2 separate regions of the Mus musculus genome follow, and region 1 is linked to region 2. The links are chromatin loops, found by intact Hi-C in ENCODE. Cell type or tissue: gastrocnemius. All regions are shown on one strand. Links, peaks and the distances in the headings refer to the core of each region. The heading gives the core; the rest is flanking DNA.

Evidence for each region. Peaks named below come from ENCODE experiments on the same cell type or tissue, not always from the same donor. Only the 100,000 strongest peaks of a DNase experiment are listed, where the experiment ranks them.
Region 1: it touches region 2 in a loop (4-fold over the local background); 19 of 42 quality-filtered maps call a loop at or near these places.

The regions. Positions count from the first base shown.
Region 1 is chr4:120,842,101-120,858,503 of GRCm38, forward strand. It overlaps Rims3 (regulating synaptic membrane exocytosis 3), which reads left to right and starts at 12,699. Exons shown (of 8, transcript NM_182929.3): 1 at 12,699-13,022. In gastrocnemius, for the core only: a CTCF peak has its summit at 8,967 (motif pointing right); DNase peaks (open chromatin) are centred at 7,548 and 9,061.
Region 2 is chr4:120,901,965-120,918,367 of GRCm38, forward strand. It overlaps the pseudogene Gm24678. Among named protein-coding and RNA genes, the nearest start is that of Exo5, 15 kb to the right of the region's middle. In gastrocnemius, for the core only: a CTCF peak has its summit at 8,058 (motif pointing left); a DNase peak (open chromatin) is centred at 8,023; H3K4me3 peaks cover 201 bases.

The sequences.
Region 1 (16,403 bases), core at 3,564-11,563, 61 kb before region 2:
TGCACAAAGCAAGATTAAGTACTGTGAAAAGTACTATAAAATTTGTTTTAGCCCTGTGTATATCCACATGTGCACTGGTCACAGTGTAAGATTTATTATTTAATGACTTATTATTTATTATTTATTTTTGTTTTATTGGTGTTTTACCTACCCTGGATGCATGAATGAGTCCCCTGGAGCTGGAATTTACAGACAGTTGTGAGCTGCAATGTGGGTGTGGGGACTTGAACCTAGGTCCTCTGGAAGGACAGCCAGAGCTCTCAACCACTAAGCCATCGTGCTCCAGCCTGTATTTATTTGGTTTCAGTTAAACTTTTTTTTTCGAGACAGGGTTTCTCTGCGTAGCTCTGGCTGTCCTGGGATTAAAGGCGTGTGCCACCACGCCCGGCTGCTCATGACTTTTTAAGGTTTATTTATGTATCATGTATACAATGTTCCACCTGCATGTGTGCCTGCACACCAGAAGAGAGCACCAGACCTCATGATAGACGGTTATGAGCCACCATGTGTTTGCTGGGAGTTGAACTCAGCCAACGCTCTTAACCATTTAACAACCACTCTCCAGCCCGCTTGCTCATGTTTTACAACTGATGAAACATTGTATGGTGCATGAGCCTGGTCCACTCTGCTGGAATTCCCTCTGGTGGCAACAGTGAGTTACATATGAGCCCACCACCACCACCACCACTGTCATCATCATCACCATCATCACCATCACCACCACCCCCATCATCACCATTACCATCACCACCAACATCCCCCATCACCATCAACAACATCACCACCACCATCATCACTCCCTTCCTAGTTTCCACTTCCCATACTGGCCCAAGACAATTGTCAACAGTTCTAAATGTCGCACGTTTCCATTTACAAGTAGCAAGGAAGAGAGTCTTTCTGCCAGACTCTGATTGGACCACCTATGTTTACATGCCCACCTGGTCAATCATTGCAGCCAGAAGTATTGAGCGCCCTGATTGGTTCAATCCTGCTCTACCAGATGAAACAAGCCTCCTTACAATACATAGGTCCTCGAAAGGACTTAGGGGCTGGTAGAACGAGAGAAGTGGATGGGTTATCATGCGTGACTTAAACCTATAACTTCAGCACAGGAGAGAATTCCAGCCTAGGCTATTTAGCAAGATCCTATTTCAAACAGCAACACAAAGGAGATGGATAGATGATAAACTGATAGACTGATAGACAGACAGACAGACAGAATCCAATATATAATACGTAGCAAAGGTAGAACACTTATTTAGCATGTACAAAGTCCTAGTATTTTTTAATGATTTATCTATTTTATTTATATGAGTATACTGTTGCTGTCTTAAGACACACTAGAAGAGGGCATCAGACCCCATTACAGATGGTTGCGAGCCACCATGTGGTTGCTGGGAATTGAACTCAGGACCACTGGAAGAGCAGTCAGTGCTCTTCACCACTGAGCCATCTCGTCAGCCCCAAAGTCCTAGATTTGATCCTCACTACCACCCCAAATTCCAATACATTATGGACTCTATAATGGTCTATGAATGGTACCAAAATGAGTTGCAAGTTACAAAAGTATTTGTGCCTTGTAGTCATTCATCTGTTGGCTCTCAGCTTCCCACACGCCTTCCCACACTGCTTTGTATTGAAGAATGCTGAACACGCTTTCGCCCCTCACACCTCAACAAAATACATCTCCCAGATTTCTTCCTGCCACCTGGATTCTTGTCGTGTTGACCAATAGAAAGTTCCGGTAGGAACTTCGGTGCCTGAAGAGAGGCTGGCAGCCTGAATGTCTGAAAGGCAAAGCTGCTGTTCTCTCCGCATCTGCTGGAACTCTGGCAGCAGCTAGTGCTTAAGGGTGGAGTCTCTGGAAGGGTTGGAGGCAGACCACTGTCACAGTCAGTGGTCTGGAGGGCTGGCAGAGGGTTCCTGGAGCCCCAGAGATCGCTGGTCATCCTGCTCGTAGCATCATTGCAAACACCAAACCAAACCAAAACAGAACAAAACTAAACACCCTGTGCTAGGAGCACAGATTACACCCTTTTATCTGATCCCCTAGAACAGTGGTTCCCAACCTTCCTAATGCTGTGACCCTTTAATACAGTTCCTCATGTTGTGGTGACCCCCAAGTATCAAATTATTTTCATTGCTACTTCAGTTTTGCTACTGTTGCGAATCACAATGTAAATATCTGATATGTAAACCCCAAAGGGGTCGAATACCACAGGTTGAAAACCACTGCACTAGGCCTTGGGGTGGTAGGAGTTTCTTGCTGCTACTAAGTTTATTCCACCTTACTCTTTTTCCCCCTCCAGGTCTTCTAGAATCTTTCTAAACATTTCACTGAGCTAAATTCCTTGCTTGAGCTCTGGTGCCTTGTCTTTACCCCAACTGACACAGTTTTGTCTTGGTCCTCAGAAAAGGCTGACAGAAATAGCCGGCTCCCCGGCAATAGGGTCTTGCTGTTGTGGAATGAGGTGAAACGGTCAGAGGGGTGTGGTGAGCACTCAGCCAGGGCACTGCCAAGAAGAGAGGGCAGACCCCCAACAAGCACTGGGGGACTGCTACTCCCTCACCAATAAAACTGTCATTTCCTTTCGTTTTGTCTGAGACAGGGACTCTTGTAGTCTAGGCAGGTGTCACATTTGATACATCCTCAATAACGACTTTGATCCTCCTGTCTCCACTCCCGAGTGCTGGGGTTATAGGCATGCATCTCCATGCTAGATTTCTTCTGTGTGGGGATCAAACAGGGTCCTTGTGCACACCAGATAAGCACTCTATCAACTGTGCTGCACCTCCACCCTAGGACTGTCTCACAGAGAGCTTGCAGCTTGCATCGTGAGATAATTTGATTCTGCTGTGACAGCTTCAGAGGGCTCCAAAAGTATCCAATGAACCCCTGGACACAGTTGACAAGGGAGCCCAAAACAGGGGACAGGAAAGTGTGTCTTTGTCACAAAGTAGAGTTTAGGGAGAAAGAGGAGTCAAAGTCTATTGCATCTGCTTCTTATTCATTTATTTTTACTTTTTAGCAGTCCTGACAGAGGAACAAAATGGGGGAATCTTTAAATTCTGATTTACCTTCCACCCTGTTTCCAGCAATCAAAACGGGAAGTGGTTTCGAAGCATTTCTCCTTGCCAACACTAGAGGAACTGTCACAAAACCCTTGCATCCATTCCAGACTTCTTCTGCAGTCTCTTGGTGCTACCCAAGACATGGTGGGGCAGTCAGGTCTCTGGAGGGGTTATTGTAAATGCCTCCTGCAAACCATGATCAGCAGCCACAGGAGTGTTATTTCTCATGGCCGTATCTTGCTATGTCAGTACCATTTTGCAAGCTGGGGTCAGGCAAATCCTGAGATGATAACGACATTAAAGTGTGGTCCTTGCCTGGAAACTATCTAGATTCCATTTAGCCATTAACTTGCTGTGTGATTATAGGCAAGTCATTAAGAAACTCAGTTTCAATATTTTCATTGGTTGGTTTGTTTGTTTGTTTGTTTGAGGCAGGGTTTTACTATGTAGTCCTGGCTATCCTCAAACTCACTGTGTAGACTAGGCTAGCGTAGGACTCACAGAGATCTGCTTATTTCTGTGTCCCAAGTGTCAGGATTAGAGAAGTGTACCACCATGCCTGTTCTAAAAGTAGCATAGAGATAATTAAAATTTATTTTCAAGCCAGGCAGTGGTGGCACAAGCTTTTAATCCCAGCACTCTGGAGGCAGAGGCAGGTGGAGGCCAGCCTAGTCTACAGAGTGAGTTCCAGGAGAGCCAGAGTACACAGAGAAATCTTGTCTTGAAAATCATTCATTCATATGTCTGTGTGTGTGTGTGTGTGTGTGTATCAGCCAAGTGTGGCATTGCATGCCTGTAATCCCACTACTTAGGAGGATGAGGCAGGAGGATAAGTTGGAGGCCAGCCTAGGACACATGGCAAAAACTATCAAAAAAACTTTTTAAGTAAATTGTTTTGCTGGCCTAGTGTCATGTGCTTAAAACCACAGCCCTTGGGAGATGGAAGCAGGAGAATCAGGAACTCAAAAGTGATATCCTTAGCTACACATAAAATTCAAGGGCAGCCAGGTCTATGTAAGACACCCTCTAAAGCCCATAAAATAGTTCTAACTGGAGAGGGGAGGTGGGGGACAGTAAGTGGTGTCTTCTATTTTTCCTTGCCCCTCCCTGCGTTTCTGTGATCAGCAAACAAGATGGAGCCTGTGAAAGGCTCTGAAAAGCACAAAGCACCATAGAGAAGCAAAGACCTGTCACCAACACATGGTTCCTAGCCAAGGAGGAAGGCAGGGCAGACATGAGAGCCAAGCAGTTGGGAGGCAGGAAATGTCAATGCCAAAGAAGAAAAGTTTCTTTGTCTCAAAATCTTCCTGGGGTAGCTCTTTCTTTGAAACAAGCCTGGCAGTGAAGTTGTCGCAGAGGCTAAAGTGGTCAGGGAAGGTGTTAAGGGGGCAGGTAGGGCATTTAGCAGCCAGAGGATGCTGCCAAGAGTGCCTCCAAGCGCTTCCTCTCCTTTGTAATCCAACAAAGGCTGTGATGGAAGGGGGAGGCAGATTGTAGCAATGGGGCTCAGATTCAAAGCCAGGTGTGTGTTGGATCCACTAACCAGCCACCAAGCTATTTTGGGAGCTGGGATGTCAGTGCTCCAAGCCCCATCTCATTTGCCAGCAACAGACCCTGTTGCCTTGCCACCATGATCCGGAAAGGACTGTTTAGATGGTTCAGGAGACCAAGTTCCAAAGAGGGACAGACAGTGGAATCAGGCTTATTGAGCTACAAGATATAGGAACCTAGTCAACGTGGTTCACGTACAAGGAGTATCTCTCATAAGACCTGGAGCTGATTGGCAGGAGGCAGCTGTGATGGTTTGTATATGCTAGGCCCAGGGAGTGGCACTATTAGAAGGTGTGGCCCTGTTGCAGTAGATGTGTCACTGTGAATGTGGGCTTTAAGACCCTCATCCTTGCTGCCTGGAAGTCAGTATTCTGCTAGAAGCTTTCAGATGAAGACGTAGAACTCTCAGCTCCTCCTGTACGATGCCTACCTGGATGCTGCCATGCTCCCACCATGATGATAATGGACTGAACTTCTAAGCCAGCCCCAATTAAATGCTGTCCTTCTAAGAGTGGCTTTGGCCATGGTGTCTGTTCACAGCAGTAAAAGCCTCGCTAAGACAGCAGGTCTAACTCTGTTCTCATCCTGTTCTCTTCTTGTCCCACTCACTTCTCCAGCTCCATTTGCAGACAACACTGCCCCTTCATCCGATGCCTAAAGTCATTCCGTTTTCTGCTTTCATTTTTATTTTAATCCTGTTTCTCCTCTTCCTCTTCTTTTTTAAATTTTAAGATTATATCAGTCAGGGTTCTCTAGAGTCACAGAACTTATGGGTAGTCTCTATATAGTAAGGTAATCTGTTGATGACTTACAGTCTGTAGTCCAATTCCCCAAGAGTGGTCAGCAGCAGCTGTGAATGGAAGTTCAAGGATCTAGCAGTTGCTCAGTCCCACAAGGCAAGCAGGCAAGGAAGAAAGAATCTTCCTTCTTCCAATGTCCTTATGTAGGTCTCTAGCAGAAGGTGTGGCCCAGATTAAAGGTGTGTGCCACCATGCCTGGATCTGGGACTTGCTTTGTCCCAAATGACCTTGAACTCAGAGATCTCCTTGCCTTGGTCTCCTGGGATTCATAGCCACTATGCCACAAGATCTCCATGCCAAGATTCAGGTCAGAAACTTGTATCTCCCAGCCTCAAGATCAGGATCACAGGAGAGCCTTCCAATTCTGGATTGTAGTTCATTCCAGATATAGTCAAGTTGACAACCAGGAATAGCCACTACAATCCACACCCCTTGTCAACTTGACACAAGTAATATCTCATGTCCACATGAAACAATAACAAGTTCATGAATACGCCTAACATGATATAATCATTCCTCGTACAATTGCAAGCACATTTGTAAACTTACAATGGGGCAATGTCCCTTGGGAACATTCTTTTAGTATCTCAACTTAAATACTGATTGATGTTAAAGAAACTGGAAGAAAGCACAAATAGCTATACAAATGTGTTCTTAACAAAATAAAACAGAAGCATTCGTATTACTTTATAATCCTTGTTTCTGCAACTAGTCACATGGCCCTAGCTGGTATTTATAACTACCTTCCTCTACTATCCCCTCTGTATTTCCTTTACCCTCAGCAGGTCTTGGCTCTTTTCCTGGAGGAGTGACCCATACCATCATTCCTGATGGGTCTGCATCCCTTGCCATCCTGCTTGGATTAGGCTGTTGTAGTTTCCCATTGACTTTAATCACAGGACATGGTAGTACTAAGAGATGCCCTAAATGATCTCCTGCACTCCAGACATAATCCTGCTTACCTCCATTGTAGAGAGGCAGTCCAATTTCCCCATGGTAATCTGCATCTATCACCCCTCCTAACACTATTATTCCTTTCCTAACCTGTTGGTTTAAGGGCATTCAAAGCCCAAAATGACTAGGGAAGTCTGAGCTTCCAGCTCAATGGGGTGTTTGTTGTCACTCCTGGTAGGATGCCATGTTGCCCAGACTAGACTGGAACCTATGATCTCCTCCGTACTTCCACACTATACTTATACCTCTTACCTTAGCTTGTAGGTGGCTCAATTGCCCAAGACCTGCTTGTCTCGGGCCTCTCTACTTCAATTTCCTCTGCCACCTGGAAACTTCCTCCTGTTCTTTGATCCTAGAGACACTCTAGCTGGCCTGTGCAGGGCCATCAAATGTCAGCAGCTCATATTGGAAATGGCGTCCTTTGCCTCAGGTGCTGGCCCCACCTGCTCTGGTCTAGAGGATGGAAGGACTAAGGTGGCATACTCCTGCATGCTCCTTCTGGTCCTTTGGTCTCATGCTCATGTTCCCATCCAGAGACAGAAGTAGAGTGAGATGAAGAGGCACTTGTGGGCAGTTGGCAGCACCTTCCTGCTGGCACCCCCACGCCAGCCTCTCCAGGAGCTCTGCTTTTGGTCCTGGAATGGACTCTTGGGATGCAAGAGATGATGCTGAAGTGGGTGGCTTTCCTCAGAATGGACATGAGTCACACAGAAACTACACCATTGCTGCGATTATGATTGGAGGCCCAAGGGTCCAGAGAGCCTGCCTGGAACGTTCCCCCCCCGGAGTCACCATTTCTTTCCCTGATTAACGCAGCAGCCAGATCGTTATGCATGCTCAGTGCCATCATGGATAGCTTCCTCCTCTTCCCTGTCCTCTTTTGGGTCCTTGGGAACTTGGGATGTAGAGAAGATGAAAGCAGAAAAGAACTCAGAAGTATAAACTTACCCAGCCCTGGGTCTTGATCACTGTTGCTTATATACATTTGCTCATTCAGCTTTACAACTCCCCTATGAAGCCCGCAGCACATTTCACACATGCTGAAGGAAACAGACTCAGAGCCGTTCCCAGAAAATCAACAGCACAGCGGGGCTCCGATGCCAAAGCCTGCTCTGTTCATGTTGCGCTTCGCAGTCTGCACCCTGAAGCACACACTGAGAGCCATCTTGGCCAGGGATGACAAGAGAGCAGGGGGCTTCCAGGGAAGGTGACATGTGGGCTGAGACCGACAGAGCACATGCTCCTTGAGCCATGCGGTGGGACAGGGGAACGCTGCAATCAGCAGAGGCACCTGGTGAGCCAAGCTCCCAAGAAAGCTGGAGCCCGGATACAGGCAGGAGAAGCGTGCTCCAAAACCCACAGCAAGGCTTTGGAGGTATATATCATGGTCGCCTGTTTTCTAGCCCGAGAAAAGAATGTAAGGAGGAGGCAGAGGATGCATAGAGGAAAAGTGTTCCTCGGCCAGACTTCCAGGCCTGCTTTAGGGTGCCTACGTTATGAATTTGGAATCTTTCTTTGCCTTTCCTATCTCCTCTCCACATCTAACCCAGGCTGTGAATTTCAGCTGGGTCTTATGCACTCTTCCATGCCCAGTAAGTAGTGCCTGGCTCTCAATAGTTGCTCTATGGAAGAATAGCAGCAGGTGGCCTCCAGGGGGCTTCTGACAAGGCCTTTTGGCCACACAGCCCTCCTGTCCCATGCTTTGTTGCTTTTTCATTTTTAAAGTTTATTTTTGTGTATGAATGTTTTGCCTGCATTATGTATAGGTATTACATGCCTGCCTGGTGCCTGCAAAGGTGACCCCAGAAGAAGCTGTCAGATCTCTCGGAGCTGGAATAACAGTCACGAGTCATGTGGTACCATGAGGGTACTGGGAATCAAACCTGGGTTCTCTGCAGGAACAACAAATGCTCTTAACTGCTGAACTCTCTGTCTCTCTGTCTCTGTCTCCAGTGCCTCACCCTTTTATTTGTTTGTTTTGTTTTTGAGAAAGGTCTTCAGTAGGATTCTATGAACCCACAGTGTAGAGAGAATAGATTCCTGAAAGTTATCCTTTGACTTCCAAATACTTTTGGCATGTATATACACACACACTCACACACACACACACACACACACTTGCTCGCACAAATAAACTAACTTAGCAACTATGTAGACGTTCACTCTCTTAAGGGGGAAAACTTATTTTAAGAAAAAGCTTTGGGGCTGGAGAGATGGCTCAGCAGTTAAGAGCACTGGCTGCTCTTCCAATGGTCATGAGTTCAATTCCCAGCAACCACATGGTGGCTCAAAACCATCTGTAATTTGATCTAATGTCCTCTTCTGGTGTGTCTGAGGACAGTGACAATGTATTCATATTAAAAGGAAAAAAAAAAAAAAAACCAAACTGCTTCTCAGGTTGAGTTTGATGGCTCACATTTTTAATCCCAGCACTCAGGAGACAGAAGCAGGTGGCTCTCTGGGAATTCGATACCATCTTGGTCTACGAAACGAGTTCCATGACATCCAGGACTACATAATAAGACCTTTTCTCAAGAAAGAAAAGAGACAGACAAACTATATGAAGTAGCTTGAATTGAAACTTGCAGTTTCCAGAATGGCCACGTGAGGGAAGTAGTGAGCAGCTTGCGGGCAGACTCTCTGGCTCAGCCTTGTCACCTGCTGAGGACCCAGATGGCAGAGCCGGGGTTTCCGGGCCTTCCCGGTCCTAGAACAGGTGGGCGCTGGCCGGGATGCCTTAGGAAGAGTCTCCGCAATGTGCTTGGTCCAGACTTTCACAGGCCCTCTTTGTGTACTCCCCCTAGGCTTGGGAGAAGAGACAACAGGCCAGAGGGGCAGAGTGGAGAGCATTTATTCCCTCCAATTTATGACTTGTCTTTCAAATTTGGTATTATGGTCATTTCTTTGGTAGACAAGAAAATGAATGTCTCAGTGTTTTCTGTTACGGCTTCTCAGCTTACAAAATGGTTTTGGTCTCCTGATGTTCAAAATATTCGCCCGTGTTTTCCTTTCGGTGTGTCATATGCTATAATTATTTAAATGTGTTCTACCTGGAGTTTATTTCCCTACTTGTGTAAGGCATGGCTTTCTTCTCTTTCTCCACTTGATGAACGGCCTATTTTTTTCTGTCTCCATCTTTGCTCTCTTGAGACAGGTCCTGCTGTGTAGCTCAGGCTACACTCTAACTCCCGAGTCTTCCCTCTCAGTCTTCCAAGTGCCGAGCTTACAGGCATGACCCATCAGTCCCCTCCACCCCTGATTTATCTGAAGCACTATCTTCATCTTCCCAGAATTCCCCAGTGTGGCTGGGCCTGTTTCTTACATTTAGTTATTGTACAAATGCATGGGGTGGAGAGTCATAATTCAATACATGTAAACACAGCGTACAATGATCAGATCAGGGTAGTTAACATTTCCCTCTCCATTAAACATTAAAAGTATTTCGTTAACACACACTAATTGTATTTGTTTATGTAGGACAGTGTGCTAGTTCAGCACTTCTGTACAATATGTACTAAGCCTGGGCAATTAGCATTTCCATCTCCTTTGAATTACTTTGTGTTTGGAGACCTCGAGTTTCTCTCATCTAGAGGTTCATGAAATGCTTAATTTCTGTGCAACTACAGTCACCAGTGGGTCTATTTCTGTATTCCGTTTTGTTTCATGGATCTGCCTAGTCCTGCTTCGCTACCATACTGTGTTATCAACGTGAACTTTATAATATGTTTTTTGAACTATAATTTAATTTTAACTTTAAAATTCTGCATGCTTAATTCTTCTATTTGGACTTAAGAGCCAACTCACTTCAATCTTCTGGAAGCACACACATAGTTTTGAGGGACCTGAACTTATACACAAAATGTACATTTGTATATCTCTTCAGAAAGGAAGTCCAAGGTTTTTCAACAGCAGGCAAAATGACCATGATGCCAAAGGTGGTGCCTGACTTACAGGTCGCTGCGACAGAGGAGAAGAGGAGAGAGAGGCGAGGAGAGAGAGGCAAGAGACTCCCCTCAGGCACTTTAACCCTCACAGTTCTGTGCTCTCCATCGGTCACCTCCCTCACTGTTCCAGATAACTCCCCCAGCCCTCCCAGTGCCCACTTTAATCTAATTCTTCTGCCTGCTCTGAAACAAGCAGCCTAGCACACAGACTCTGGTTTTAGGTCTAGATTAGACGGTAAGGACATTATCATTAATAAACAAATGCAATCACGAGTCTCAGCTGACACCTTGAGGGACCCAGCTTTCCACATCCCTGGGCCTCAGTTTACCATGTGGAGAAGGTATAGAATGGGGTGAGGGAAGCCCTTTAATTAGAGTCATTTATCTGGTTCTTTCCACCTTCCCACTCCTCATTTAAATTTTGCAAAATTAAGAACTTTCCAGCAGTAGCCGAGCCTGTGGTGCACACCTTTAATGCCAACCCTTGGAGAAAAAGGCAGGCAGATCTCCTGAGTCTGAGGCCAGCCTGGTCTACAGCGTTCCTTCCAGGGTAGCCAGGGCTACACAGAGAAACAAACAAACAATCCTTCCAGTCTGAAAGCAGAGCTGACCAGCCCTAAGCTCACTTAAACACAGCCAAGTTGGGACCAGGCAGGACTGTAGGACAGGAAACCTCAAGTCCTAAGCCACCAAGTCGTTTTAATTTTTTTTTAATTTTTTTAAAGGTTTGTTTGTTTGTTTGTCCATTTAATGTATGAGTGCTCTATCTGCATGTGCACCTGCATGTCAGAAGAGGGCATCAGATCTCATGGTTATGAGCCACCATGTGGTTGCAGGAAATTGAACTCAGAACCTCTAGAAGAGCAGCCAGTGCTCTTATCCGCTAAGCCATCTATCTCTCTAGAAGCCTAAACTGCTGGGTCTTAAGTCAGCACATCCATTTGAAGTCCATTCAGGCAGATGCCAAGCCTCGTGCAATGGTTTTTCTAGGTTGTCAACTTGACCTTATTGGGAATTAACTGAAACCCAAGTGGTATACCAATGAAGGAGTTTTCCCCCTTAATTAAATCATTTGAAATGGGAAGACCCACTTTTACCCTGGATCGTTTGAGGTTGAAAGATCCACTGTTGATGGAAGCAAAAAAAGCTTGCTCTCTTTGCATACTGGCCCTCACCCTCACTGGCAACCTCAGTCCGTCACTAACATTTGAACCCACTTCTTTGGCATTCCAGCAGATATTGAAGGCCATCTGGCCTTGTGGAGTGAATAACTCCTGAGTTCTTGGACTTTCCATTGTACAGCCATTGTTGGACAAGCCGGATCACATCCTGTAAGCCATTTTAATAAATCCCCTCCCACATGTGTGCGTGTACGTGTGTGTGTGCGTGTGTGTGTGTGTGTGTGTGTGCGTGTGTGTGTGTGTGTGTATGTGTTTCTTCTCTAAATTCTGTCCCTCTAGAGAACCAACAGTAATACAGGGTTCCCACTTGCAGTCCTATTGACACAGGGCCTGAGGACTCTTTGGTATCAGGACTGGCCAGCACAGTTCCAGGGTTGGTTCTTACTGGAAACCCCTCATAATTGCAGAAACTACGAGTAACTCAAGATATTGTGAAAAATCCCTTCAGGACAAAACTGTCCCCAGTTGAAAGGCACTGCCACAGGTGGCAAAGGAGCTAATATGGGTCATAGGCCCCTTACCTGAAGTCTGAAAGTATATTGGAAGTTCCTTTTTTTTAAACAAAGGACTTACTTTCACTTCGTGTGTGTATGTGCACACATGTGCTGGAGCCTTCAGGTGCCAGAAGAGGGCATCAGATTCCTTGGAGCTGAAGTAACAGTTGTCTGACTTGGGTGTTGGGAACTGAACTCTGATCTTCAAAAGCAGCACTCTTTTGTGACTCCTGATCTCTCTCTCTCTCTCTCTCTCTCTCTCTCCCTCCCTCTTTCCAGAAAATCTTTTACAGCAGGCACTTGAGCAAGTCATTTCTCCTCCGAAAGTTTCCCCCCTTTTTTTGGTCTTTAAAATGGACTCTATGTTTGTAAGGTGTTTAGCCTTACTGCTCACCATCTGACATTCCTTGATCTTGTTCAGAATAGATGGAGGCACCTGGGAGGTGCCCCCAAGGACAAGGAAGTTTGAGAAGGAACAGATTGTGTAGAAGAGTGGACAGGCAGGGGACAGGAGGAGCATCTTAGGGACTTGAGCGGCCCCCAACCCCTGATTCTTAGAGGTTCACTTCTTCCAGGCCTACTCCTCAAGGATACACCTAGAAGATCCAGATTCCAGAGGCCACGCCCACCTTCGGGCCCCGCCCCATCTGGCCCCGCCCCATCCACTAATCCCTCCCACCAGCCCTAGGCCCCGCCCCTGCCAGGGCCCGCTTCCTCCCGCCAGCCGTGGCTTGGGCTTTGCACCCGGCGGCGACTGAGAACTGTGTGGCGACTGCGGAGCCAGCAGCGCAGGCGGGCGGAGCGGAGCTGTCCGGCCCGGTGGCGGGCGATGCCCCCGTGAGTCTCTGTCGCTGCCCCTCCCCGCCCCGCGTCCCTACCCCTTCGGAGTCCGCGCCCGCTCGGGGCCGGGCCGCGCCTACCGCCGGGTCCGCGGGGCGGGGTCCCGGGGCAGCACCTGCCTCGCCTTGCGGCGCCACTCCGCCAGCGGAATCCCGCTCCAGGCGTGGACCCCGGCCCCACCTCGGGGTAAGTCAGCAGGCCTTGCGCGCCTGCGAGTGGGCGTGGGGAGGGGGCTGCGGTCAGGGCAGGGGACCACGCCGGGAAGGGGGGTTCCGGCCGGCCGCCGAGCGCTACGTAGGGATGTATGCCAGATCTGGGGGGCGGGGGGGAGGGTTTGGGGGGGAGGCTCCGCGATGCGCACAACCTGGGATGACTGTGGGGCGGGGGCTGAGCCTGAGGAAACCTGGAAAATGGGGTAGGAACCCTAGAATCTGGAGTACTTTGCTGACGCTCAGGGTTTCACCTGGGGCCCTGATCTTCAACAGCATTGCTTCGCATGGCATTTTTGCAAAGTGCTTAAAATCCCTCCTGGAAAGGTAGCCTGCCTTTCTCCCTCCTGCCTGTACCCTGGTTGGGAAGCGGCCACTTTTTCCTTCCAACGTGACACCATTGTACCCAGAGAAACACTCCCCTTCTTAGTAAAAAGGAGAGAGGTGGTGCTCACGCAGCTTCAGGGTGAAAGAAGGGGCTTCTGGGAAGCTGGGAAAAAGTGGTCAGGGGCACGATGGGTCACCCAAGGCTTCAAGGAAGCTTGGCAAGACCCTTCATGGGCTATTCTGGCATCTTGTTCATTTGGGAGAATAGGTCTCCTTGGCTGGCTTCCTGGTTGCCTGGATCCCAGGCCCCCATTACCTCTGTACAACCCAACCTCAAGGAGTGGGTTTCCCCTCCTAGTATCTCAGAAGCGAATGAATGGTCCCTCTATAGCTCTTGTAGTCCCTGGCTAAGGTGGGAAATGTTGTAGCTAAGCCAGAGCAACAAGGGGCCCTAGCTAGCAGTGCCATCAGGGGCCTTCAGGGCTTGGGCCTGGGGGAATTGCTGTGTCCAACCCTGTCTCTAAGGGTGATATCTTGGAGAGAGATGGAAGGCAGCTGCTTTTCCTATTGCTCTGTTCTCTGCTGGTGATGACTTCTCACTGGGTTTTGGGGCCTGAATGGTGGAAAGAGGGTCTTTCACCAAGGGATTGACAACCCATCTCCACAGTTGCTGCCAGCCACCAATCAGTCCGTAATCACAATCACGCAACTGCCAACTCTGTCCCCATAGGCAAGTGAAGAGGATGGCCCAGTGGGACACTCTCTGGGCAGGGGCCTGCTGGGGAGGGGTCCATGCAGTTTGTGCTTAAACCAGGTATTCAGGGACTTCCTTGGGTTCTCCAACCATCTGGCCGTTTACAAGGGATAGAGCCCCAGAGCTGATTAAACTTGTCTTCAAATCCCGGCTCTGCTACTTTCTGCCTATGTGATATGAAAGGAAGGAATCACCTGCTTTCTCCGAGCCTCTTTCGGCAAAACAGTCCTACGGTTTTAGGAGGAATAAATACAGTGGTAGGTTTGAGCAGCTTCTCCCTGAGCCCTCCTGAGCTCAGTGGGTAACTGCTGAACTATAAGCAACACTGTGCCAAGCATTTGCTGGGGCAGGCATGCTGGAGCCAGGAGCTGAGGACTCAGCAGGGACCTTAGTCCCTTCCTCCAGGGGATGTGCTCAGTGTAGGTGTTGGTGTCTTAACTGTTCTTGCTCCCTCTGCCACTCCTAGTCTCTGGACATTGATTGGATTTTACTCTTTGGAGCCCGGGCTTGAAGCTGCTGGCTGGCTGAGTACTCAGAGCTGCCGCTGCCGCTGCCTCTGGTTCTCTGCTGCTCACCCTGAGCAGTTTCTGAGCTGGGGGGGGGGGGGGGGGGGTTGGGGGCAGGGCTGTCAGGGGTCTGGGTAATATCTGTCCATAGCTAGTAGCTGGCCCTTTAAGGAGTGAAGAAAACAATTATCAGGCCTGGGCATTGCATCAGCTGGAGCCTGGAGGGTCTCAGGGGAGGGGGAGGGAGGCTGGTGGTTGATTTCATTAGTGCCATGCGAGATCTCTCACCTGAGTCTGCCCCACTCCCCAGCTGAAACCTTTTACCCCCAGGTGCTAGCCGCCCCAGGGCTCTTTGACCTCAGGAGCCCTACTTTGGAAGGCTTTTCTGTGTCCCCTACTCTTGTCAGGAGCCCAGGCACAGGGGTGTAGGGAAGTGCTGACTATGGCAATGGCTCTTGCCTCCAGCATTCTGCTGACTTGGGGTGCAGAGCACTTCTCCTACAGCAGTACTTTGCTGATAATGGGGGGGGTGCCTCCCCCATTTGCATTTGCCTGGCCTGGGGGTGTTTCTCTCACAGTGTGTACAGATGACTTGGCCACCGGCCTCTTTTCATGGTGGGGCTGTGTGCACAGGGATATCTGATACTGGATAGGAGCTCTGTGGGTGAGATGGATTGGTTTTGAGTAGTGAGTCACAAGGGTGTGGGGTCAGTGGCAGAGAGAAGACAAGGGACTTGGGCATCGGACAGAGTAAGGTTCATGTCCTCCACTTGTGACAACTACAGCTTTCCAGCTCACCTCCCTTGCCTCAGTTGGCTTTGGAAAGCAAGAATTATTGCTGGGCTTGGTGGTGCATGGCTGAATGCCTTGTGATAGGGAAGGCAGGGGCAGTAGGGTGGTTGTTGTAGGATTAGTCTACATAGCAAAGTCCAAGCCAGACAGGGCTCCAGAATGAGACCTTGTTTCAAAACTGAAACTCAAACCAGGTATGCTTTGCATCCTGACTGGCCCAGCTACCTAGAAGGTGCTTCTGGGTTAAGTGTGATGTCAGACTATGCAGCCAGCCTAGGGCAGGTGGAACCCTCTCCGGTGATTCTCATCCCTTGCAAGTTTGGACTCTTCACACTTAAGAGTTCAAGATAGCTGAATAGAAAGAGCTGAGTCTGATGGTACACTCTGTAATCCCAGCGGATGGCGAGTGACTAAACTGAGCCACATAACAAGTTGGAGGCCAGCCTGGGCTACACAGGACCCTGTCTCAAACACAAAACAAAACAACCCAGGGTACCTTTCAAGGTCACTTCACAAGAAACAAGAAAGGGAGGCAGAGGAGGAGGGAGCACTCTTGCCTCTGTGGTCAGTCCCCCAGGTGCTGTTGGTACACAAGCTGTAGGGACCAGGCAGCACCTTGCTCTATGGCTATCACTCTAGCAGGCTCATGGTGTAGAGCAGGTGATTACACAGGTGACGTGCTGAGAGCAAGGTTCATAGACCCACCACTGCAGGTTGCTCCCCTACTTTGAGGTTCTAGAAGGGCTGCCAGAGAGGCTATCCTCTTAGCTGAGCATGGAGGATGCCATGTAGGCAAAGATGCAAGGATGATAGAGGCAACAGTGTTTACAGCTCCCGGTGGTGTAGTGGAGGGGTGTGTGGCAGGCTCAGAGACAGCCAAGCTCCACAACCCTGGATTAGTGGGATAGGAGAGATGTGAGGATTATCCTGAAGCCAGAGGCAACCCCTAAAGGGTTTTAAGGATTGGAGACAAGGTCAG
Region 2 (16,403 bases), core at 4,583-12,582:
AGCTGGCTCTCTCCTTCTAACTTTACATAGGTTCTGGGGATCTCACTCGGATGCCAGCCTTGGGTGGCATGTGAGGCATCTCTTGGACCTAGGAGAAATTATGTTTCAAGAATTAACAGCTTCCTAGCAGCTCACCTGTTGGTTGGGATACTTTGTCTTCAGCTGGTGGTCATGCTTTGGAGGTTGTGTTGACTTCAACCAGTTTCTGTTAAATTCTGTTTCATAACCAAAACTATGTAACAACCAGTTGCCAACACACTTTCCACACTCCCACCACCACTACAGGGCCACACACTGCCTAGTCCTGTGATGGACTATGTAGGCGTCAACCAGAAACCAATGTAAATCTTTCCCTCTTGCAGGTTTCTGCTTTTTGTTTTAAATGTGTGTTTTGCCTGGGTGTATGTCAGTGCATCATGTGCTTCCAGCACCCAAGGAGTCCAGAAAAGAGTGTCATATCTGCAGGATTGGAGTGACAGAAGATTGTGAACCGTTGGACCAGTGCTGTGAATTGAGGTTGAGTCCTCTGGAAGATGAACCAGTGCTCTTAACCACTGACTGGCTCTTTGGCTTCCTTTACAGGTGACTTTTCACAGTGAGTGAATAGTAACTAAGACAGTTCTCTCACTTCCCGACTACTGCAAGGTAGAAACGGTGTTATAAGAACAGACACAGGGGTCAGTGGGAGAGAAGGGTGAAGATACAAGATCAGTTGATTTTTAACAAAGTTACTGTCTTAGTTAGGGTTTCTATTGCTGTGAACTGCCGCCATGACCAAGACAACTCTTATAAAGGACAACATTTAATTGGTGCTGGCTTCCAGGTTCAGCGGTTCAGTCCATTATCATCAAGGTAAGAACATGGCAGCATCCAGGCAGGCATGGTCCAGCAGGAGCTGATAGTTCTACATCTTCTTCTGAAAGCAGCTAGGAGAAGGCCAGCTTCCAGGGAGCTATGATGAGGGTCTTAAAGCCTACGCCCACAGTGGCACATTTCCTCCAACAAGGCCATACCCACTTCAACAAGGCCACACCTCCAAATAGTGGCATTCCCTTACCAAGTAATTCAGGTTCCTTTTCCCCCCACCCCCAATAGCAGGGACTGCAGATGTAAGAAGTTGGCTCACTATATCTGTGGATTCTTTATCCAGAGTTAGCCAGTCATGGGTTAAAAATATTTTTTAAGACGTCTATCTCCACTGTACATGGAAAGACTTTTATCCATAGTCACTATCCTGTAAACAATACAGTATAGCTACTCCTTTTCTATCATCTATGTTATGTTAGGTATATAAAGATAAACAGGAGGCTGTGTGTAGGATACATCTTGTTATTTTATATAAAGAACATCAGAATCTTCAGACTTGGGTGTCTGTGGGGTATCCTGGAAGCAGCCATCCAAAAATACCAAGAAGATCCTGGGGCAGGGAGGTTGCATTTGAGTGGGAAAATATAAACCTATCCTTCCTTAACACTGTAGAGAAGCTAACCTAACCATGCTTGCTTCAGCAGCACAGAGACCAACACTGGGATGATATGGAGAAGATTAGCATGGCCTTGCACAAGGATGACACACATTTGTGAAGCATTCCATTGAAAGAGAGAAAGACAAGAAAGAGGAAAGTTAACTCAAAGCAGAGCACAAACATCAATCAAGAAAACCACTAAAATGAGAAATGGGGGCAGAAACTCACAACCTTATGATAAACATCTTAGGCTATAAACAGAGGAAAAAAGATACCTTGGGTTTCACAAAAGTTAGATTTCTTCTCTTTTTCCAAGTCACTATTAAGATTCCTAAGAAGCCAGGCATAGTGGCCCAGCCCTGTCATCGTAGCCCTTGGGAGGTTGAATTAGGATGATTGCTGTGACATTTGAGGCCAACCTGGGCTACATAATGAATTCAAGACAGCCTAGACTATTATAACGAGACCCTGTCTGAAAGAAAGAAAGAGAGAAAGAAAGAAAGAGAGAGAGAGAGAGAGAGAGAGAGAGAGAGAGAGAGAGAGAGAGGGAGAGAGAGGGAGAGAGGGAAAGAAAGAAAAAAGAGGGAAAGAGGGGCTGGAGAGATGGCTCAGTGGTTAAGAGCACCAACTGCTCTTCTGAAGGTCCAGAGTTCCAATCCCAGCAACCACATGGTGGCTCACAACCATCTGTAATGAGATCCCTCCCCTGGTGCATCTGAAGACAGCTACAGTGTACTTAGATATAATAATAAATAAATCTTTAAAAAAATTGATGTCTTTTAACATATCTTACCCATCTTTTTAAAAAAGAAAGAAAGAAAAAAGAGGGAGTGGGGACACACACACACACACACACACACACAGAGAGAGAGAGAGAGAGAGAGAGAGAGAGAAAGAGAGAGAGAGAGAGAGAGAGATTGATTCATTACAAGATGAGTCCAAGCCAGGCATGGTGGCACACTTATTTAAGCCCAGCACTCAGAGGCAGAGGCAGATGGATCTCTGTGAGTTCAAGGCCATCCTGGTATACGAGGTGAGTTTCAAGACAGCTAGGGCTAAGTAGAGAAACCCTGTTTCAAAAATCCAAATATAAATAAACAACATGAGTCAAACAGGCTAAAAGATTTAAACAGACAAGTTACAAAACTACACAAATGCTGGGTGAGCACGGGAGAAGATTCTTAGCATCAATCATGAAGGAACAGCACGCCTACACTTCTGCTTAGAGTGAATGATCATTTCTGAGAGAAATGTCAGATGGTGCAGCCACTATGGGAACCGGCTTGGCAGTGCCTCACAAAGCAAGTGCTCTCACCACAGGATACAGCTACTCCGGTCCTCAGTGTTTATCAGGAGTAATGAACACACATCTTCCCCTTTCTGGTCTGGGCCAGTGCTCTGAGCAGACCTTGGCCACAAACTCTGCAGCCAGTCCCACAACACCCAGAGGAAGATCCACTCTCAGGTGCTCTAACACACCCAGGACCATAGGATCTCAGGATCCCAGGAGCTTGGTCACACCAGGATCTCAGGGTCTCAGAGGCAGCTTGACTCCCAGGAGCTCTGATACACCCAGGCTCTCAGGATCACAGGATCACAGAGACAGCTGAACTCTGAGGAGTTCTGACACACCAGGATCACAGGAAGGACAGGCTCCAGTCAGATATAGCAAGGCAGGTAGCACTAGAGATAATCAGATGGCGGGAGGCAAGCAAAAGAAAATAAGCAACAGAAACCAAGGTTACTTAGCATCATCAGGACCCAATTATGCCACCATAGCAAGTCCTGGATACACCATCACATCAGAAAAGCGACATTCGGATCTAAAAATCACTTCTCATGATGATGATAGAGGACTTTAAGAAGGACATAAACAACTCCCTTAAAGAAATACAGGAGAACACAGGTAAACAGCTAGAAGCCCTTAAAGAGGGAACACAAAAATCCCCTAAAGAATTACAGGAAAACACAATCAAACAGGTGAAGGAAATGAACAAAACCATCCAAGATCTAAAAATGGAAATAGAAACAATAAATCACAAAGGGAGACAACCCTGGAGTTAGAAAACCTAGGAAAGAGATCAGGAGTTGCTGGCTCCTTGCAGGCAGGTCCAGGGGAGAGGAGCAAGGTCCTGGTCCCTCCAGGGTCTCTCCGTGGCTGAGCAGTATGGCAAGTATCGATGGTCCAAAAGAAACACACCAAGCCAGGGGTCTTGTCGAAGCAGGAACTCAACTTTATGGTATCAGCCTCTCTCCCTTATATAAGTTCGAAACATAGGGAGGGGATTTTTGTGGAGTAAGATGACATAGGAGGCGGGAAGGGTGATGGATGGTATGGAGGCAATGGCAGGACCAATGGCAAAACTCTACATCTGCGGGGCAGAGGCAGGGCCAAACAGGTTTTGCTTAGTCACCCTGATACAGAAGTGACTGAGTCAGGTCTCAAAACCAGGCTTAGGCTCTCCCACAAGGCCACAGAAACTCGAGCCAGGCTCAGTTTTGTCCTCAAGGCCCAAACCAGGGCCAAAATGGGGCCCAACAAGGAGTCATAGATGCAAGCAACACCAACAGAATACAACAGACAGAAGAGAGAATCTCAGATGCAGAAGATACCATAGAAAACATTGACACAACAGTCAATGAAAATGCAAAAGGCAAAAAGCTCCTAACCCAAAATATCTAGGAAATCCAGGACACAATGAGAAGACCAAACTTAAGGATAATAGGTATAAAAGAGAGCAAAGATTCCCAACTTAAAGGGCCAGTCAATATCTTCAACAAAATTATAGAAGAAAACTTCCCTAACCTAAAGAAAGAGATGCCCATGAACATACAAGAAGCCTACAGAACTCCAAATAGACTGGACCAGAAAAGAAATTCCTCCCGATACATAATAATCAGAACAACAAATGCACTAAATAAAGAAAGAATATTATAAGCAGTAAGGGAAAGAGGTCAAGTAATATAGAAAGGCAGGCCTAGAATTACACCAGACTTCTCACCAGAGACTATGAAAGCTAGAAGATCCTGGGCAGATGTCATATAGACTCTAAGAGAACACAAAAACCAGCCCAGGATACTATACCCAGCAAAATTCTCAATTATAGATGGAGAAACCAAGATATTTCATGACAAAAACCAAATTTGCATAATATCTTTCCATAAATCCAGCCCTACAAAGGATAATAGATGGAAAATACCAACACAAGGAGGGATACTACACCCTAGAAAAATCAAGAAAGTAATCTTTCAACAAATCCAAAAGAAGATAGCCATCTCTAACAACAAAACTAACAGGAAGTAGCAATCACTTTTTCTTAATATTTTTTAACGCCAATGGACTCAATTTCCCCCCAAAGAGACGTAGACTAACAGACTGGATATGTAAACAGGACCCAGCATTTTGCTGCATACTGGAAACACCTCAGAGATAGAGGCAGATACTACTTCAGAGTAAAAGGTTGGCAAACAATTTTCCAAGTAAATGGTCCCAAGAAACAAGCTGAACTTTCAACCAAAAGTTATCAAAAAAGATAAGGAAGGACACTTCATACTGGTCAAAGAAAAAAAAACCTACCAAGATGTACTCTCAATTCTGAACATCTATGCTGCAAATGCAAGGGCACCCACATTCATAAAAGAAAGTTTACTAAAGCTCAAAGCACACATCGCACCCCACAGAATAATAGCGGGAGACTTCAACACCCCAGTCTCAGCAATGGACAGATCATGGAGACAGAAACTAAACAGAGACACAGTGAAACTCAGAGAAGTTATGAGCCAAATGGATCTAACAGATATTTATAGAACATTTCATAAAGCAAAAGAATATACCTTCTTCTCAGCACTTCACAGTACCTTCTCCAAAGCTGACCATATAACTGGTCACAAAACAGGCCTCAACAGATACAAGAAGTTTGAAATAATCCCATGCAACCTATCACATCACCATGGACTAAGGCTGGTCTTAAATCCAACAAAAAGAACAGAAAGCACACATACGCATGGAAGCTGAACACCTTTCTACTCAATGATAACTTGGTCAAGGAAGAACTAAAGAAATTAAAGGCTTTTTAGAATTTAATGATGATGAAGATGCATCATACCAAAACTTATGGGACACAATGAAAACAGTGGTAAGAGGAAAACTCATAGCTCTAAGCACCTCCAAATAGAAACTGAAGAGAGCTTACACTAGCAGCTTGACAGCAACACCTGAAAGCTCTAGAACAACAAAAAAAGCAAATACACCCAAGAGATGTCAGGAAGTAATCAAACTCAGGGCTGAAATCAACCAAATAGAAACAAAAAGAACTATTCAAAGAATCCACAAAACCAGGAGCTGGTTCTTTGAGAAAATCAACAAGATAGATAAACCCTTATCCAGACTAACCAGAGGGCACAGAGACAGGATCCAAATTAATAAAATCAGAAATGAAAAGTGAGACATAACAACAAAATATATCTTAAAATAATTAGTTTGTTGAATATTAGCAGTTGAAAATATTAAAATCATGTTCTACAAACAAAATAAACAAACAAAAAGAAATGGCAATTAATCACTCCACATGGTTGGAAAAATGAATTTTTAACCCCAAATCCACCTAACACGGAACGAAGAAAGTTCTACTTATGTATGGATAACTACTGTCAAAACCGGAAGTAACATGGGATTGAACTTGTTTGAAAATAGGTTCTAAGATTAATAAAAAATTAACCGAGTCCTAATTTTAAGTCACAAGAACGGAAGATCCAAAATTCTTCTACTTCTTGGTTTTAAGTGAGAGAGTATCTACCTGGGTGTGGCCTCAGCCTCTGGACACCGTGGGAATAGCAGTACATTATGCGCGCAGTTAGAAGCAAGCAACTCACAGGTAAGAGTTGAAATAATTGAAGGGCAGCTGTGCACAACGCAATGCATAAGTTCAGCTGCAAATGTGCCTATGACCTGATTCTCAGCAGCCTTCATACTCTGTGTTAGGGACTTAAACTATGCTTTCCCATAATGATTATTTTTGTTATTAATAGATAATGTACTCACTATTTGGTCATTAACATGCAATAGCACATTCCCCAGAAATGCATCTGTTGACGCTCTTCCTTGAGTTGAATGATATTTAACTGGAGCTGAATGAATGGTCAGTGCTAATATTAAGTAACATGCATGATCTGTTCTTATAAAATCCTGAACATTTTGCTTGCTATGCTCCATTATACTTTTGGTGGGCTGATTTTGCTTTTGCTTTTTCTCATTTTGTAATTTAATTATTATCATGATTTTATAAATGGCTGGTGTATTTAAATCAATAAAATTTTAAATTTTACAAAAAAAAAAAAAGATCCAGACCAGCCAGAGCATCACAGTGAGACCTTTTCTCAAAAACAAACAAACAAAAAAAAAATAAATAACATGGGAGTGTTCTAGGAAAGAAGGAAAGAAAGAAAGAAAGAAAGAAAGGAAGGAAGGAAGGAAGGAAGGAAGGAAGGAAAAAAGAAAGAAAGAAAGAAAGATAGAAAGAAAGAAAGGAAAGAAAGGAGGAAAAGACAAGACAACTTCCCAAAGGCGAGAACATCCAAAACAGCTTTATCCACTCATGAAAGCCCCAAATGGAAACAAACTTACAAACTGTCTGTTACAGTGCAGTCCAAATATTGAAACCACGTAGAAATTTGAAAGAGGGACTTTATTAAGTAATCATATAATTAATTCCGTTTTTTTTTTTTTTTCTTTCTAAGACATGTTTTTACTGTGACCCAAGCTGTTTTGGAACTCAATGTGTAGTTTAACCTGAGGCCAGGGATACCTCACTATGCCCAGCTTAAGAAGGAAATGTTAAAACAAACCAGCCAGTTTAGTAGGCTCATGCCTGTAATCCAAACACTTCAAAGTAGATGTAGGAGAATCATGGTAAGTTCATGGCCAGCCTGGGCTACATAGGAGACCTTGTCTCAAGAAAAGATAATAACAAAAGAAAAACACATCAATTTAGCATTGGAGCAGCTATGAAGATGTAAAAGGAGAGGGAAAAGCCTGGTATCCTTCAGTGGTAGAGTACTTGCCTAGCACGCACAAGGCCCCGAGTTCAAAATGACCTAAGGACTATCCTAAAGCTGAAGGAAGATACCCAAAGAAACAAATTGGAAGGTGGGACTCTTCCTAAAGCTGTGACGCAAACCTGTTAGCAAACATGTACGATAATGTAAGAAGTCGGCTGTGCTACAAAGGCTAGCCTTGGTAGAAGAAACACGAGTGCCCAGAATAGTCATGAACCTACTTGCACACAGAATGGTGCAAGACCTGGTGTTGGAAGCACCCTGGAGCAGAAGCTGAGACTTGGCACACAGGAGTCACGAATGTCCATGTCCGGGCCAGCTGAGATGGGCAGTGTCCTCATTGGGAGCATTGTTCAAGGCGGCTCTGGACTAGGGTTGTATCTTTATAGGTGTTAATGTGATGGGGACATGTAGTCGGGGCAAAACACAAACAGATAGCCCATGCATGTGCTGTTGGCACAGACGGGGAGAGTAAAACAACTCACCAGAAGGAAATGCAAGTTCCTTCCTGCTGCAATGGCTCTGCAGCGCCATCTACTGACAAAATGTCGTGCTCTCATTGAAAGAAACTTGAAGCCGCTGCTCTTAACCTGTGGGTCGACCCTTTTTGGGGCGTCATCTGTTAGTCGCCTAAGTATTTTATGGTTGGGGGGTCACCACAACATGAGGAACTCTATTAACGGGTCACAATTTTAGGAAGGTTAAAAACCACTACCTTTAAGGAACTATGACAGAACAGGCAACGGAAGGAAGATTGGAAGAAGTAACAGATGTATAACTGTCACATCTACCCACAGTGGGGGAAAATCCACCTGTGGCATATTGAGATGGGCAACCATAGGACACTACTGTGCTTGCAAAAGCAACAGCAGGGATGAAGTGTCAAAATGACAACAACATGTGCGTGCTGAAGGAAAGGTATTACACAAAGGGTAAATGCCTTCATTACATGAAATTTTAGAACATTCAAGACTAATTTGCAGGGGGCGTGGGGAACGTCAATTAGTAAACTAAGTGTGGTGGCTTAGGCTTGTAATTCCAGCACTTGGGAAACTGATGTATGAGGATCAAGTGTTCAAGGATAGTCTAGGTTACCTAGCCACACCCTACCCTCCCCCAAGCAAAACAACAGAAAGAGTACATTACATCTGTAATTATACCCCCGTAATGCCTATTTTCAAAATGTTGTCTGAAAACAGGAGTCTATGGTATAGGATGGAGACTACTATCCGTTCCAAATCCTGCTCCCGGGGAATTCCTGGCCAGGAGCCATTTGAAAAGACTGAAGCTTTGGTAGACGAGAACAAACAAACAAAAAGGAAAAAAAACAAAAAAACAAAAAACGAACTACAGGCTAATCTAATGGAGTCTTCTCAATTGAGAGTCCCTCTTCTCAGATGACTCCAGCTTGTGTCAAGTTGACAAAACAAAAAACAAAAACAAAAACAAAAAACTATAGCAGCACATTTAGCCATCATCAGTCACACAGTGTCCATAGTTCAGCCCCAGGCCCATGTGGTGTGAGGGGACAATGACAGAAGACTGGCTTATCAAGGTTGGATACTGTGACTCCTGCCCTTAGTCCCAGCACTCAGGAGACATGGGAAGGTGGATCTCTGAGTTTAAGGTCAGCCCAGTCATAGGAAGTTTCAGATCAACCAGGGCTACATGGTGAGACAGTTTCAAAAGCAAACTGGCTGTTGAAGCATCAATGTTCACGGAGTAGGGAGGAGCAACCTGCCAAAGAAAAGGCCTCGCTGAAGATTCCACCGACTGCCGAAAGTGAGTCACTGAGAACTGCACATGAGACCAACACCTGTGCCAATAATAACTATGAGAGGGGATTGTGAAGAGGTTGCCAAACTGTGGCCGCCAGCTCCTTTATAAATAAAGCCTAGCATAGCTCACTAGCTAGTGTCACCTGTATGGCTGGTAGAGTGGGGGCTCGCAGTCTTGACTGCTTTATGTCTGTATGTTTGCCTAGAAATTGCATAGATTGGTAAAGGATATCTTCCAGGACCCAGGAATGAAGATCTAGGCTAGTCCTAAAATATCAGACAGGCTGTGGTGGGATATGCCTTTAATTCCAGCACTCTGGAAGCAGAGGCAGGGTCTCTGCAAACTCAAGGCCAGTCTGATCTGCAGAGAGAGTTCCAGGCCAGCCAGGGTGACATAATGAGATCCTGTATCAATAATAATAATAAGAAGAAGAATATTATTGTCTCCTCTGACTGAGTGTGGTAGTGCACACCTGTAATCCCAGCACTCTGGAGGCAGAGGCTGGAAGATCAGGAGTTTCATAGCACGTTTGACCTAGCCTGGGCTACGTAAGACTCTGGGTTTTGTTGTTGTTGTGGGTGTTTTTTTAAATCATCCCTTCAACAAAACCATATTTTTTTGTAGGTTTTATAAAATTATCTCATGTGGTTAGGGATGTAGCTCAATGGTGGAATGTTGGCCTAGCATATGGAAGGCCCTGGGTTCAATCCTCAGCCCTGCAAAATGAGTGCCTGAATGAATGATACTAATAAATGAATACTGTTGATAAAAAGTCCCTTCCTTACCTGTGTCTGAGAAATGTCAGTGACCCAGAGGGATCTTGAATTTCTCCTATGCTGTGTATGCATTGAGTGGTTTTATATGGTGGAAGATTAGACTGACAGCCCATAATCCAGTGCCCCAGTGCTGGGTACTATCATAGAGAGTTTTACAATTCTGTGTATACATATTTTGTCTGTGTCTGTAGATTTGCAGCACATACTTTACTGTTGCCCTCTAGAAGAGCATCCAGTTTCTTAACTGCTGAGCTGTCACTCCAGTCCCCCTTAGAGATCTTTTTAAAATGTTCTTACATTTGCTTATGTGTATGGGGGAAGCAGCGCATGTAACACACTGTACATATGAGAGATGGAGCTTACTGGCCAGCCAGTCTAGCCAAAACCAGTGAGTTCCAGGTTCAGTTAGAGACCCAGTCTCAAGAGAATAAAATGGAGCTGAGCATGGTGGTACACACCTTTAATCCTAGCACTCAGGAGGCATCAGCTGGCAGATGTCTGAGTCTGAGGCCAGCCTGGTCTACAGAGTAAGTTCCTGATCAGCTAGGGCTACACAGCGAAATTCTATCTTAAAATAAATAAATAAGCAAGATCTTGTCTCAAACAGAACAACAACAACAACAACAAAAAGGCAAAACAAAAAAACCAAAAAATCAAAGATACACAAATAGGCTAATATGTTTGCCAGTGCACTAATTAGTGGTGTTTGCCCAACACCACTAATTATTAGTGCAATGTAAATCAAAGTTACCGTGAGACACTGCTTCATACCTATAGAGATGGCCACTATCAATATCAATGCATGGAAAACAATAAACATTATAAGGACTAAAAGAAATTGGAACTCTGATGCTTTGTGGGTGGAAATTGAAAGCAATAGAGTATGGCAGGCAGGTACTCAGAATATTAGAAGACCAAAGGTCCAATAATTCTTTTTTGTGGGGCAGTGGACTGTGCCAGGAAACTTGGTAAGGTTGAGTGGGTTCAGAACCGCTGGCATCCACCTGAGGACAGTAGGAGTTCCCTACTCCTGACCAGATTCCTGGCCTGGAACACGTGACCACAACTCCACACAGAAGAACGTGGCCTAGCACAAAACACAAAGTTCTGCACGCTAATGAGGTATCTAGATGGACCCTGAGGGTTTGGCCAATGAAGCTTCCCTTCCCAGACTAAGTTCCTTCCTGCAAAAGGTATGCAAAATCTCTGGTCCACCCTGAGGAAAGGGTATGTCCCTAGTCTCCACGATGAATAATCAATGGAACCAAGGACTGCCTCTCTTATCAAGAAGGGAGGGAGGGAGGGAGGGAGGGAGGGAGGGAGGGAGGGAGGGAGGGAGGGAGGGAGGGAGGAAGCCTTTGTTGCACAGAGCTGCAGCCTGAGTCTCCAGCACAAGATCCCTCCTCCATCCTGGACAGTTGCCACTAAGCTAAACCTGAGTTCCCTCTCCCATACCCCCACCCCCTCCCCACCCCCTGACCTCTTCACAGGCCCAGGGCCGTTTGTATGCCCAGGAGCTTGGGAACCCCCGACTCCTCAACTCTTCGTTCAGCCTCAGCTTGGCTGAGGTCCCCTCCTAGGCTGCATTCTCCTACCCCTTGAGCAGTGCATTGGAGCTTCCTGCAAGCCCATCACCTGCTGTCGGTGTAGGGTAAAATACAGCCTAGCGTTCTATGGTTCTTCTGCCTGAGTAGAGTTCACACACCCGGGCAGTGAGGTGGAACGTGGGACCACACTTTTTCTGGGTTCATACCCAAAACAATTGAAAGTGGGGTTTCGAGGAGACATTTGCACATCCAGGTTCCACAGTAGTGTCAGTCACAATATATAAAACATGGGCAAAATCCAAGGGCCCATTGACAGATGAATGGGTAAGCCAGATGTGTGCTTCCCATAGAATAAAATTCTGTCCCATTGTGAAACAGGAAGTTCTGACACATTTGACTGTGCTAATGAGAATTAAGGATACTCTGTAAAGTAAGCCAGTCACAAAAAGATAAGAGCAGTGTGACCCCACTAAGTGACTTGCTAGGACCTGGGAGGAGCAGGAAGTGATGCCACAGGGGAGTTTCGGTTCTTGTGAGATGGACAGAATTACAGACAGAGACAGCTGTACACCAACACCAGTGACCTGGACACTGAAAATAATGAAGATTTGATCCAGATCTCCCTGAGGAAAAAAAAAAGGCAGATTATATGCTAAGCATATTTCAACAATAATGAGAGAAACTGGGAAAAACTGAATACAAGAATACAAGTAAAATAGATAAAATAAGCAATTCTTTGCATTTATGTCCCCATGATGGGGACACAGGTTTCAGTGGGTGGGAGTGGTTAATCAGGGCCTAGAATTTACATGTCAAATACTACTTAGGGCATTCTACAGTCTAAACACATATGCTCTGTGAATTGTTTTTGCTTTGTATTTTGGGAAAGGGTCTCATGTAGTCCAGGCTGGCTCTAACTCACTATGACGTCATCAGTGGCCTTGTACTTCTGATCCTCCTGCCCCTGCCTCTCCAGTGCAGGTACCACAGTGCTTGGGGTTTCCATGATGCTGGAGATTAAACCCAGGGCTTTGCTGGAGGCTAAGCAAGCATCTGCTAACTGAGCCGCAACCCTGGTCCCTCCTGTGGCCTCTTCTAAGAAAGCAGAAGTAAGCTGTTTCTACCCTATTCCAGAGAATTACATTGAGCTCAAGTGACTGCACTAGATGGCTTTCTGTAGCTGTAGCAAAACACGGAGATCATCAGTTTTAAAGTAGGAAGATTTGTTTTGGCTTTCCTCATCAGAGGTTTCAGCCCCAACTCTCAGGGCTCTGCTGCTTTGGTCAGCAGTGTACCTGGCCGAGGAGTCCATGGCAGTCAGAAAGCAGAGAGGACAGGGCCGGTATACCACAGACCCCCTCAAGGACACGCTCCAGTAACTTAACTTCTTCCCATGAAGCCCCAAGTATGATCTTTGAGAAAAACAAGGCAGTGGCATTAACCGCCAAGTCCCTAAAGTACCCTTTCTGTTCCCAAGGTTTTCGGGCAGTCAAGGGGACAATGGCAGGCAGGGTGAAGCCAGACTGTCCAGTTGAGGTGAAGCTCTCTTACCTCCATGGGAGCCAGAGGAGTAGCCTTATCAGAAGAGGAGAGCGACTTCCCACACAGGCTAAGTCAGCTGTTCCTTAGATTGCTGGTCATCCGAGGACAAAGCAGGCTGGGAAACCAAGGATGCGGCTGCTTGGGCAGTTTAATGCCTCTCTTCCTGTGGCGAGCAGGGCAATAAAAAACGGATTGCTGAGAAGAAAAGCGCTACTGGTCCAGCGTGGGCCACAGACTTCCTAAGCTTCAGTAAACCTTGTGGCTGGTAGGCAGCTTTTGGGTGTTTTCGTTAGTCTCAGTGATCTTTCCCATCCTGCCCTGCAGAACTAGTTTGGCTGTGCTGTGGACACCGCTCTCCTCACACCACACCCTAGTTATACCAGCAGTGGGTCTTGCCACCTCCCAATAATGCCATAAGCTGGCAACCGAGCTTTTCACCTTTGGGAAACTTGTAAGATCTAAATCATAGCAAGTGGTGGTGGCGCACTGGGGAAGCAGAGGCATGTAGGTTCTATGAGTTCAAGGCCAGCCTGTTCTACAGAGTGAGTTCCGGGATAGCTAAGACTACACAGAGAAAAACCTGTCTTGAAAAGTTAAAAAGAAGAAGAAGGAGTAGAAGAAGGAGAAGGAAGAAAGGAGGGAAGGAGGGAAGGAGGGAAGGAGGGAAGGAGGGAAGGAGGGAAGGAGGGAAGGAGGGAAGGAGGGAAGGAGGGAAGGGGAAGGGAAGGGAAAAAGATACAACCCATAAACATGCACAAGCCCCTGGGCACGTTTTAGGAGACTGATGACTGATGCTTGTTGGGAAACACATCAGGGAATCCAGTGTCTGCGTTCTCAGGACAGCGCTATCCTAACCCATTTAAGGGACTCTTTGGAGCTGAGGCTGTACAGAGCTGAACACAGTGTGGTCTGACTCAGGAGCAGAGCTGGCTTTAGGAAGCCCGTGAGTCCCTGCCCATGTCAGCTCCTCCTCTCTGCCAGCACATTTGGCACCCTGTTCTGGTGAGGACCAGCACTCACCACACGAGACGTGTCCCCTCTGAGGGCGCCTTGAGAGATCATCTTAATACAGTTTCTTAGCCCCTCCTGGCCCCCGCTAGGACAGCTGAACGTTTCGCTCCTTAGGCAGGAGAAGACCAAGAGGTTACTGGGAAGGCGAGCCCAAGCAGGGGTCTCAGCTGCCCAAGCTTGCAGGTGTGCCTGAGCTGAGGCGCTCTAGCCTCTTGTTTCGTATTGAGGACATTTTCTCCTGGTTAATAGGGGACAGAGGACTGGGCCGTATACCCAAGTATTAGGCAAGGTGGGGAACCAGGGGTACCTGATCAGACCCAGAACCCAACGGCACCCCAGCCTATTCCTCCTGCATTAGAAATCATTCCACATACTCAATTTATCGATAGCAAACATCCTAATTAAACCCTTTTCTTCCTTCCTTCCTTTATTTTTTTATTTTTATTTTTTTATTTTTTGGTTTTTCTAGACTGTCGTTCCCCCCCCCCCCCCCCTGTCTATCTCTGGCTGTTCTGGAATTCACTATGTGAATCCAGTCTGGCCTCAAACTGAGAGATTTCCCTGCCTCTGCCTCTGAGTGCTGGGATAGAAGGTGTGGACAACCACTGTCTGGCCTTCTTAAAACCTCTTATCTATATAAGATGCTCAATGAGTAAAATGCTCACTGAACAAGCCTGATGAACTAAATTGTATCCCCGGAACCCACTTAAAGACTTCTTTCTACTTAAAAAATGAAACGAGAGAGCAGTGAGATCCAGCCACCAAGCCTGTCGGCCTGAGTTCAATCCCCAGGGCCAGCATGGCGGAAGGAGAGAACCAGTTCCCACCAGTTATCCTCTGACCTCCACACACACACCAGGGCACATGCATGCTGCTATTTGCCCAGCTATTAACCATCAGTTCTTTATTACAGCCAATCAGGTACAATTCTAGTTTGCCTCTAGTCTAGTGAGGATGGACTAATATTTATAAAATATGAGACAGATGGTGAGCCTAGAAATAACAATATTGAGCTGGAGAGATGGCTCAGCGGTTAAGAGCCCCGACTGCTCTTCCAGAGGTTCTGAGTTCAATTCCTGGCAATCACATGGTAGCTTACAACCATCTGTAATGGGATCTGATGCCCTCTTGTGGTGTCTCTGAAGAGAGCAATGGTATATATATATATATATATATATATAGATATTATTTCTTATTTATTTTTAAAAGAATATATATATATATATGTATATATATATTCTTTTAAAAATAAATAAGAAATAATATCAAGATTCTGTCAGCGTTTAGCTTTCTGCCAGTACAGAATTAACAATTGAATATACACACAACGTACCTCACACTCCCTTGTTGACCACTAATTGAGAAAACGCCTTACAGCTGGATCTCATGGAGGCATTTTCTCAGCTGAGACTCCTCCTTGTCTGATGGCTCCAGCTAGTGTCAAGTAGACACACAAAACCAGCTAGTACAATCACCTATATGTCCTCAGTATTTACATGGCTACATCAGTAATATTGTAATATTGTGCTTTTTCTGCAGTATGCTTTATTAATGTATTCCCAGTTAGTGATGGATGGGGGAGTGTTGGAGTGCATTGTGTGTATATTCAATTGTTAATTCTGTACCAGCAGATAGCTAAATGGGTTTTTTGTTTTGTTTTAGATTTTTAGTGTTACTGCCTTGGGGCTAGTTCATTTTTTAAACTTCTGTTATGTTCTAAGACAACAGATATACTTTTTTGGGGGGAGGGGCCTCTAGAAATGGAACCAAGGTCTTAAGTAAGCAGGTGCTCTTCCACTGAGCTGCACCCAAGTCTGTTATTGTTATTATTAATGATTTGGTGTTTTAAGACAGAGTCTCACTATGTAACCCAGGTTAGCCTGGAACTTTCAGCATTCCTCCTACCTCTTCCTCTTTACCTGCTGAGCTATCTCACTATCCCTTTTTTTTTTTTTTTTTTTTTTGAGGCATAATTTTGTTATCTGTCCTAGACTGGATGCCTTGAGGCCAAGATCTTGATCCAGCTTCCTGAGTGAAGGAATTGTAGACCTGTGTTACCACACTGGACTTTTAAAGTCAATTTCTCTATTACTCTATGTCTTAGCTAGGGCTTCTATTGTTGTTATAAAACACTATGGCCAAAAGCAACCTTTGTTATATGACTGTTGGCCTGCATGTGTATGTGTGTTCATGTGTGAAGAGGTCAGAGGTTAATATCAGAGGTCTTCC